3 separate regions of the Mus musculus genome follow, and all the other regions are linked to region 1. A link is a contact called in ENCODE Hi-C or POLR2A ChIA-PET data. All regions are on one chromosome and are shown on one strand. Each heading gives the region's core, a stretch centred on a gene start or an enhancer-like site at or near the end of the contact. The rest is flanking DNA. Distances are from core to core; before and after follow the strand shown.

What was found. A loop is a pair of places that touch in the nucleus more often than their neighbours do. ChIA-PET counts read pairs that join two places held with the same protein, here RNA polymerase II (POLR2A).
Region 2: a map of gastrocnemius shows a loop between it and region 1 (4-fold over the local background). The contact joins the promoter of Dhdds here to the promoter of Hmgn2 in region 1. A Hi-C loop is called at or near these places in 6 of 37 maps with a recorded cell type or tissue (gastrocnemius, heart and left cerebral cortex). POLR2A ChIA-PET finds 5 or more read pairs at or near these places in 2 of 5 experiments (both embryonic stem cell).
Region 3: POLR2A ChIA-PET joins it to region 1 with 12 read pairs in embryonic stem cell. The contact joins the promoter of Lin28a here to the promoter of Hmgn2 in region 1. POLR2A ChIA-PET finds 5 or more read pairs at or near these places in 2 of 5 experiments (Patski and embryonic stem cell).

The regions. Positions count from the first base shown.
Region 1 is chr4:133,966,246-133,969,359 of GRCm38, reverse strand. Hmgn2 (high mobility group nucleosomal binding domain 2) reads left to right here and starts at 1,369. Exons shown (of 6, transcript NM_016957.3): 1 at 1,369-1,565; 2 at 2,359-2,403; 3 at 2,565-2,594; 4 at 2,881-2,931. The coding sequence starts at 1,551. Dhdds (dehydrodolichyl diphosphate synthase) reads left to right here. Exons shown (of 9, transcript NM_001362959.1): 9 at 1-332.
Region 2 is chr4:133,999,616-134,002,536 of GRCm38, reverse strand. It overlaps Dhdds (dehydrodolichyl diphosphate synthase), which reads left to right and starts at 1,655. Exons shown (of 9, transcript NM_001362959.1): 1 at 1,655-1,812; 2 at 2,144-2,268. The coding sequence starts at 2,206.
Region 3 is chr4:134,017,111-134,020,142 of GRCm38, reverse strand. Lin28a (lin-28 homolog A (C. elegans)) reads left to right here and starts at 1,327. Exons shown (of 4, transcript NM_145833.1): 1 at 1,327-1,432; 2 at 1,894-2,090. The coding sequence starts at 1,402.

The DNA.
Region 1 (3,114 bases), core at 120-2,619:
GACCTGTATTCTGGGAAAGGTGCACAGGGTGGGGTGGAGGATGGCTGCCTCGGGAGCCACTGTGGGCGTGGAAAGGAGAGGCAGATCCACTGTTGTCCAGAGGCAAAGGCTGAAAAATGCTTGATTTGAATTCGCAGATGTCTGCTTTCTGCTGCCATGGCTATTACAAACTAGCTTCAACCCTTGCCTCAGAAATTAAGATGGGACCTATTTTGTGCCTTCCGCCTGAGCACCAAACACCCTATTGCAGATGTTAGCCAGTTGTGTTATGGATGTCAAAAAGAATTTAAAATTTTCTTTTTGAGATACAAGGTTTGTGTGGTAACTGCAAACGAGAGAAGGTTTTGCTTTACTGCTGCAGTTGGCCCCCTCCATCGGGTGCACTCAGCTAGCTCTAGAAGGCCGGACTTTGGGCGGGGGTGGCCTGGAAGGGCCCCTCTGCCATCACACCTGTTCATCTACTTGTTTCCTAATCTTCCGGCGCTTCCCTTCAACCGCCTTTTCCTCACGCAACCGAGAGCAAGCCAGCTCGATGGTGTGTGAGGCGGGCTTTAGCCAGCTGTGGCATCTGCAAAGCCCAGGTTCCATGGCCTCTGCTGAGTGGGGGCAGCTGGGTAGCTGCAGCCCAGACCCAGAGAGCCGAGTGGGAGGGGCGTGCTCCCGGGCTGGGGCGCCGGCTTTTCTCCACCATTCTGTGACAGGGGCCAGAGGGGATTTAAGGAAGCTACCAGGCAGATGTTGGGGGGCTGTTTAACGTTGGGGAGGCGGCTCAGCAGTAGGTGCTGAAAGGACAGCTCCTACCTGCCCCGCTGTACCCGAAAGGCATCCCTGTGTGGAAAGTCTCCCCTCCCAGCCCACACCTCCACATCCCGTGGACTGCTTTCCAGGTGAGCACACCGAGGGACTCCCCAAGGTGGCAACTCAAAAGGATGCACGTCCGACTGCGCCAAGCTTAGCCTCCCGGCTCTCAGCCCACGGGAGCCCGTGGTCCCCGGGGCTGCGGCCGGCGCGCTTCCCGCCGCCTCTGGAGCTGGGCGGCGCGGCCAGGCCTCACAAACCCCTCTGCTGGGGCCCCGGCGGGAGCAGGAAGGAAAGCGGCCGAGATGTGCCCAGTGTCGCACGGCTTGGAGAAGTGGGTAGAAGGGTTGCATAAGGTGGAAGGAACTTGGTAGTTTGCAAAAGCCAGGTCTGGGCGGGAGCGGAACCCCAAGCCTGCCGCCTCGCGCGCCCCTCATTTATTACCTCCGACTCCGAGGCGCGCCCCCTCCCCCAAGGCGCGCCGCCGTCTCGAGCGCCCTCCCCCTGCACCCCCTCCTCACTCCAGAGGAGGTGAGTTTAAACCCCGCCCACGTGACCCCAACTGGGCCAATGAGCGGCGACGGGAGGTGAAATCCGGTTCTAACCGGTCCGGGGCTCCCAGCGCTATAAAAACTTTATAAACCCCCCGGAGCCCGAGCAGTGTGAGGAAGCAGCGAGGACGACCCCCGGACGGAGCAAACCCGCGCGCCGCTGTATCCCCGTGCTCAGCGCCGACGTCCCCTGCCGCCACCATGCCCAAAAGAAAGGTACGTGGCGCGAGCGCGCGGGCGCCCCGGGACCACCGCCAGCCTCGGGCTCGGGACTCGGCGGTAGGTCGGGCGCGGCGCGAGGTTCCAGCCCGAGTCCGGCTGCGGGGCGAATCGTGCGAGGCGCGCTGCCCGCGGGCGCCAGAAGCCATATTGGAGGCTCGGTGGCGGTAGCAGGAGGAGCCATGTTGGCAGCTGTTTATCCCGCTCCCTGTGGCCGCCCGCGCCCCCTCCCCCACCGGCAGCCCCCTCCCCTCCTCCCTTCCTCCCGCGGGCGAGCGAGCGAACGAGCGGGCGATTCAAACCCGAAAGGGCGGGAAGGCGGCGCTCGGCTGGGCGGGCGGGGGAGCGCGCTGCCGCCAAAACTGCGTCCGCGAGGGGCGGGCCCGCGGCGTGGCTCCGCCCTCCCCGGCCGCCCACGTTCCGGGCGCACGAGACGCGCGCCCCCGCCCACGGCTTCCCCGAGCTCCCGCCCTCGACGGCTGCCATGGCAACGGCGCCAGGCGCCGCCTCCGGAGAGGTTTGTTTGCACAATCTGCAGCTGTTAATGCCTGGCGCTGGTGGCTCCGAGCGCCTGTGGGGCCAGGCTCCAGCTTCTCCCGCGCTCTGCGGCCAGCCTGCCCGGTCTTCCGTGCGTCTCGGACTTTAGTTGGGCCTTATCCCCGTTAAGGCTTCTTATATAAAACTTGGGTGTATGCGTTTTTAGAATGGGGTCTGACGGTTGCTGTTAAGTTCCGGTTCTCTGAGATTTGCCTCCGAGGTTACAAGTTTTGGTCTTTTTATCATTTTGTAGGCTGAAGGGGATGCTAAAGGAGACAAAACCAAGGTGAAGGACGAGGTGAGTCTTATCCATTGAGGGCAACGCACAAAGCCTTGCGTAGTAGCTACCAAGGTTCTGTGGTAGTAAATGACCACGAATTGTCTCATTAACTTTTCTTTAATGTGAAGCTGACTAGTGAGGAGACCTGTGCTTATTCCTCTTACTTTCTTTTTTAATAGCCACAGAGAAGATCTGCGAGGTTGTCTGCTGTAAGTGTATGCGTCTATTTCCTGATCTTTACCTGATACTGGGAACCACTTGGGGGCGGATCTCTGTGATCCCGTTGCATTATATATGGTGGCTGTTGCACATCTAGAGGTGTTTGCTGTTGTCCCACGTTCTGATGCTTAAGACTAAAGTGAAAGATGGCTTTTACATTGTAAAAGAAAGGTGATCCTGAGAACTAGTTTTCTAAGCTGTGGTTTGATGGGTTGTTTCTTGGGTCTGTGGTACTAATGGTTTCCTCTTCTCCCTCCCCCACTTTTCCAAAATAAGAAACCTGCTCCTCCAAAGCCAGAGCCCAAACCTAAAAAGGCCCCTGCGAAGGTAAGCCAGCCTGAGACACCGCGGTGCTAATTCTAGACTAGGAATTTTCAGAGAACTGTCCTTCCCCACCCTAGCCTAATTCAACGTGAGATGACTCCTTTAGTGGATGCCCTATGCTATTCTGATTGATAGCCTTGTTCCTGAGAACTTGTCCTGTTAGTGTCCTTGGCAGCAGTTATAGAA
Region 2 (2,921 bases), core at 406-2,905, 33 kb before region 1:
GCTCGACAGGTGACATCTTACCCTGTGTCATTGAGCCTACGGGGCAAAAGTTTTAAAAAAAAAAAAAGGTTCGTTGGAATTGTGAAACCCTATTACAGATGCAAGTATGATTTGAAAGAAATACTAGTTGCATCAGATACTGAAAGTTCAGTTTTTTGGCTTGTGTGTGTGTGTGTGTGTGTGTGTGTGTGTGTGTGTGTGTGTGTGTGTGTGTGTGTGAAAGCAGAACAACTTCTTCCCTGTATCATTAAATACATCAAGAGGCAAGACAATGGATGATGATGATAATACTTTTGAGGAGGCAAGTTTCCCGAAGCCCAGTCCAGGCCCAAGTTTGTTCTGTTAGGTATCTAAAAGTCCTTCAGACTAGCTATACAGCTAATGCTTTTGAGTTCTTGCTTGACCCCCAAAGCTCTCCACAAGTGGCTTATGGTGTTTTGTTGTATGTTTAAGATTGTTTCTATTTTTGTTTAGTTTTGAGGTTGAGTTTTCCTGTGTAGGCCACGCTAGCCTCAAACGCCCTAGGTGACCTAAACTGCTGATTGCCCTGCATTCGCTGCCACCATGCTTTTTTATACTGGGCTGGAAACTGAACCCAGGGCTTCTAGCCTGCTAGGCAAGAACTCTACCACTAGGGCTCTATTCCCAAATGCTACGGATTGTGGTTTTGGAAGTCCTAAGAGTAAAGCTCTTTCTGACTTGTCCTCCTAAGTTCATTAACGTGGGTCTTCGGAATCTGCAAATTATAAAGTTGCTTTGCATCGCTCCCCAAAAGTGACCAGCGCAAGAAACCCTTCTGATGCGTTAGCAGCATTAAAAGGCGACAAGTAAAAAAACACGTCAGAATTTTTTGAGGAGACAGTATCCCCTAGATCAGGGTGACTAAATTTACTACGTAGCAGAAAAGACATTAACTAATTCAAATGGCCTCAGCCTTGAGTGCTGAGTTCAGTGACGACGTGCCATCAGTTTCGGCTAAAAGAACACTTTTAAGACAATTTTGTTTTTTTAAAGATTAATTTTATGTATGTGAGTACACTGTCGCTGTCTTAAGACACATCGGAAGAGGGCATCAGATCCCATTACAGATGGTTGTGAGCCACCATGTAGTTGCTGGGAATTGAACTCAGGACCTCTGGAAGAGCAGTCGGTACTCTTAAACTCTGAGCCACCTCTCCAGCCCAAGACAAATTTTTAAATAAACGCAGTTCACTTCCATGGTTTACGTCCATATCCCCAGCAGTTGGGGAGACTGAGGTAGGAGGACTGTCAAAATACGACATTACCGTGTCTCCCATAATATAAGCACTGCGATCATCCATAGAGAAACTCAATTTTGAGGTGGAGCAACCGCATCCTCTCTCCCTAACAAACTGCCACAACACCTGAGACCACGCAAATGCGTGGGCCGAACACATCTCGATCCCTCAGGCTCAACTCGCCTAACGTGCAGGGCTTGCAATAGGAGACCCAAGAGGTAGGAGTATCGGCTCACGTGACCTCGGCCTCCCAGGCGCTGTTTCCACGCCCCGCGAGAGCGGCCACCAATAGCCAACTCGCAAGAACTCGCACCGCTCCGCCCCCGAGTACGCAGGGGCGGCCCCGCCCACCACGGACGGAGGAGGCGGAGCCAATCACGTAGAGGTGACGTGTTCTTTCAGCGCCAAGTCGTAAGTCGCCCGGGAGTGGTGGAAAAGCGCCTTCTCCTGCGTCCTAGGTGGGGAGTAAACACAGAGACCCAGAGGAGGGGAAGCTGGATGTGGAGTTAGCTGCGGGAAACACTAAAGTCCAGCCGGGAGAGTGACCATTGAGGTAACAGATGCGGCATCCAAGGAGGGTAGTGATTGGTTAGCTTAGAGTGAGCAATGGTTTGCGGGGCAATAGAGAAGGAAGTTGTGGGGATTGACCAAGCAAGATGTAGGTACCATGATGTGGCAGGATATTTGGAAGAAATCAGTGCACGTAAGGATAAGAAAGTGGGAACTACCTTGCTCCAAAGGTCTCCCGTTGGCTTGTAGAGGCCTGAGCGGATTAGAACAGTCTCTGGATTCAGACGCGTGTTGCCTGCCACAGTCCAGCAGAGTCTCTTTAGTCAGTTTTATTGCAAGCAAGGATGACTTCTCTCTCTTTTCATTTATTCAAGGTTATCTGGCTGTTTTTTGTTGTTGTTGTTGTTCTTGTGTGATTTCTGACATAGCAAGAACTATGTCATGGATCAAAGAAGGAGAGCTGTCACTGTGGGAACGGTTCTGTGCTAACATCATAAAGGTGAGCAGTACCCCGGGGGAAAAGTTGACCTTTTGGATAGTTGAGTAGTTCATTATTAAATTGTAGCAATCCCAATGAAGTAGAATTTAGTAAAGAGAGAATCTTGAAATTATAATGTAGTTTGAAGGGCTGCATTTCTAGTATTTATTGTACTGTGTGACTTTTTTTTTTTTTTAAGGCCAATCAGGGTCTCTTAATATCATTAGATCACATAGACTGTTAGATTTTCCTTCTGGAAAACTGAATTGTGCCGTTGAGAGTGTCAAAAGAGCTCACTGGTCAGGTGCTTTCTTGGTATTCACAAGACTCTGAGTTTGAAAAAGGAAGAGAGACTGTGACTCTGAATGGGAGGGAACAGAAATTTGTCTCACTAGAGTTGTAGTTCTCAACCTGTGGGTCCCAACCCCTTCAGAGGTTGAACAACCCTTTCACAGGGTCGGATATCAGGTATCTGACATTACGATTTCCGATAGTACCAGAATGGCAGTTATAAAGTAGCAGTGCAAATACTCTCATGGTTGAAGTCAGCACCTGAGGCGCTATATCCCAGGCTCACAGCATAAGGACAGCTGAGAACCACTGCCCCAGCGTTTCCATCGGTTTCTCCTTGCAGTGTCTTCTGAGTTAATGGTTCTTTGATGGTTAAAACTTTA
Region 3 (3,032 bases), core at 78-2,577, 51 kb before region 1:
TGAAGGGGCAGGGCCAGGGCCGTGCACTGAGCCCCGGGCCATTGTCCATCTCTGACCAGGGCAGTGGCCACCCCTCTGGTCCACCCTCTTTATCTTCTAGTAGGGAGTTTACCTCTTTAAATGAGAAGCCTCTCTCTATCCAGTCTTTTCACCAGTCATACTACCCGAAGGGTAGCTCAATTTAGGATGGTGACTGAGAACAGGAGGGTCTGGGAATTAGAGTGTCCCGGGTCTTGGAGGAAGTGCCTCCACCCACCAATCTATTCTCTTCCACCAACGGATGGGACAGGACGGGACGCGGCAGGCAGGGGCCCGATGAGAACACAGCTACCACAGAGGGCATTCTTCGAGGTTTCCACATGCTCTCTCAGGGAGCTGTACCTGGAAGCAACTTTAGGTGTAGGCTTAGGAGGGAGCGAAGGACTCTTTGCACAGAATCAACTAGGAGCTTGTTTCTCACTGGGACAAACCCAGAGAAACTGTTGTTGAAATTTGGAGATTGAGGCATCCAGTAGCACCCAGAGACAGGCCGAGTTTGAGAGGCAGCACCTAGGTTAAGACAGATCAGCTCGGTGGGGTCTCCAGCCGCTTCCTTGCACCCCTATCCCGGCTTCCTAATGTCCAGAACTCCAGGTCTATCTAAGCACACGGAGGTGGGGGGTGAGAGCAGGTCAGCGCCAAGCAGCCGGGTCAGCTCTGAGGCCTGAGGGGAAAGAGGGGGAGGGGCGCTGAGGGGCTGGGGGAGGGGGAGGGCTCATCCATTTCTCCCTTGACAGGTGGTTTGTGTTTCTGATTGGACAGCGCCACCAGGCTCACACCTCCCTCCCCCAACTCTCTGGAATGTATAATTATCTGCCCGGGGGGTGGGGGTGGTGTGTGTGTGTGTGTGTGTGTGTGTGTGTGTGTGTGTGTGTGTGTGTGTGTGTGGTCACGTGGTTATAAAACTACCCCCCCCCCGTTCCCCCCCACCTGTGTCCGCTTTGGATGCCCGCATTGAGTCCTCAAAGTGCAGGATCCCAAATTCTGGGGTACTGAAGACTTCCAGTGCAAAAGATCCCCATCTCCAGATGTGTGTATGTGGAGGGGGTGTCAAATCTCAAGGTTCTGGGAAGGGACACCCCAGAGGTGTCAGAGACCAGAGCAGTGGGGGAGGGCCGAAGCCAGAGCCAGAGGGAAAGGGAGGGGTAAGGAGAGAGGGGAGGGGAGGGGGCTGCCCGCGGGGGGTTGGGTCATTGTCTTTTAGAATTTGGGAGCCTTTGAAAAGCCGTGGGCCCTCCCACCGCTATTGTGCGGGGGAAGATGTAGCAGCCTCTTCTCCGAACCACCCCTTTGCCTCCGGACTTCTCTGGGGCCAGCAGCCGCCCGACCTGGGGCCCGGGGCCACGGGCTCAGCAGACGACCATGGGCTCGGTGTCCAACCAGCAGTTTGCAGGTTCGAGCTTGCGATTCAGCGGGCACACCTTAGGGTGCAGGGAGCCCAATGTCTAAATAGAAGGGAGGTGGGAAAGTGTCCCACGGACTTGTCCGCGGGACCCCCAAGTCCCTATGGCCTCCTGCTTCTGGGGGCCATCTCTGGACTAGGGAACCCTGGTGTTCCAGTGGCTTGTACACCGAGCCCGTGGGGGCGGAGGGAGAGAAGAGGAGGGGCCTGTCCCTCCGCGTGTGCACGGGCAACTTGTTGTGGGAAGACAAGCAAAACTTTTGGGGCGTCAGCATCCTCTGTGTAAGCTTGGGGAGGCAGCCAGGACAGGTTTCTTCTTACCAGCTGCTTGGTAGCTGCCTCCTCCTGGGTGTCTATCCGCGGGCTGACCACCGAGATCTCCCAGACGGGTCCCTGAGAGGGCCTGCGATCCCTTGGCCCCCAGCTGATCACCTGGCCCTCCCTATCTCCAGGTGGCTGCGCCAAGGCAGCGGAGAAGGCGCCAGAGGAGGCGCCGCCTGACGCGGCCCGAGCGGCAGACGAGCCGCAGCTGCTGCACGGGGCCGGCATCTGTAAGTGGTTCAACGTGCGCATGGGGTTCGGCTTCCTGTCTATGACCGCCCGCGCTGGGGTCGCGCTCGACCCCCCGGTGGACGTCTTTGTGCACCAGGTGAGACTCATTCTGGAACTTTGCTAGGGGAAAAAAAAGAAAAAGGCTGGGAGTTCCGAGGTACGGCCTTGGCTGGTGGCCCCTCCTGTCGGATTGGAGGAGATAAATACCCCTCATTGTGCGTCCCCATATTTTTCGGGACACCCCAGTTTTGAGTTTGTAGTAACTGCAGTTGTGCGAGGAGGCACTGCTGACTACCAGCACCCCCTCCCCGCCCCCTTCCGGGAACCCCTCCGGCTTACCACGTGTCTATTACCTCTTTCCCCTGGGAAGGGAGCAGGGGGCAGGGAGGTGACCCCATGTGGCAGAAACTAAGGTTGTATTGTGCTTGCCGGTGGGGGAGGGCCAGCAGGCCGACCAGGGAAGCACATGCAGGGCCTGAGCCGGGCGTTAGCGCCCTGAGTTCTAAAGGTCTGAGTCTAATTCATAGGGAGGAGAGAGTGTGAGCCATTTGCTACCCAACCTACGGGCGTGAACCTGCGACGTCAGGTTCTTCCCGTTTCAATGCAGACCTCAAGTCAGGTGGCCACCCAAAGCCAGGTCCTGTAGCCAGTGTAGGTTTGGCAGGTCCCGGAAGGATCAACGTGTGAGCTGAAAAGCTCCCCTAGAGGTCTGGCTACAGATCAGGGCTGGCAGGCACCTCTAGCTGTCCACCCGGTTCTGCCAGGAAGGAAGACCTTAAGATCCCAGGCCTTCATTCCTTGGCCGTGGCAATCCCAAGTTCGCAGTTAAAGAAGGGCTACACAGTAGGGAGTGAAATTCAGTGTCGAGGGGGCAGGCGGTAGAGGAAGACTGGCCTCTGGCCCTATTCTCCTCAGCTTGGCATTTATGGCCCCAGACAGCCATTGATTGCTGTCCCTAACATTCCTAACCCTAAACAAGGAAGAGAGTAGAGCCTTCAGGTTTCCCTCTTCCCGGCCATTCCCTTTCTTAATATCCTAC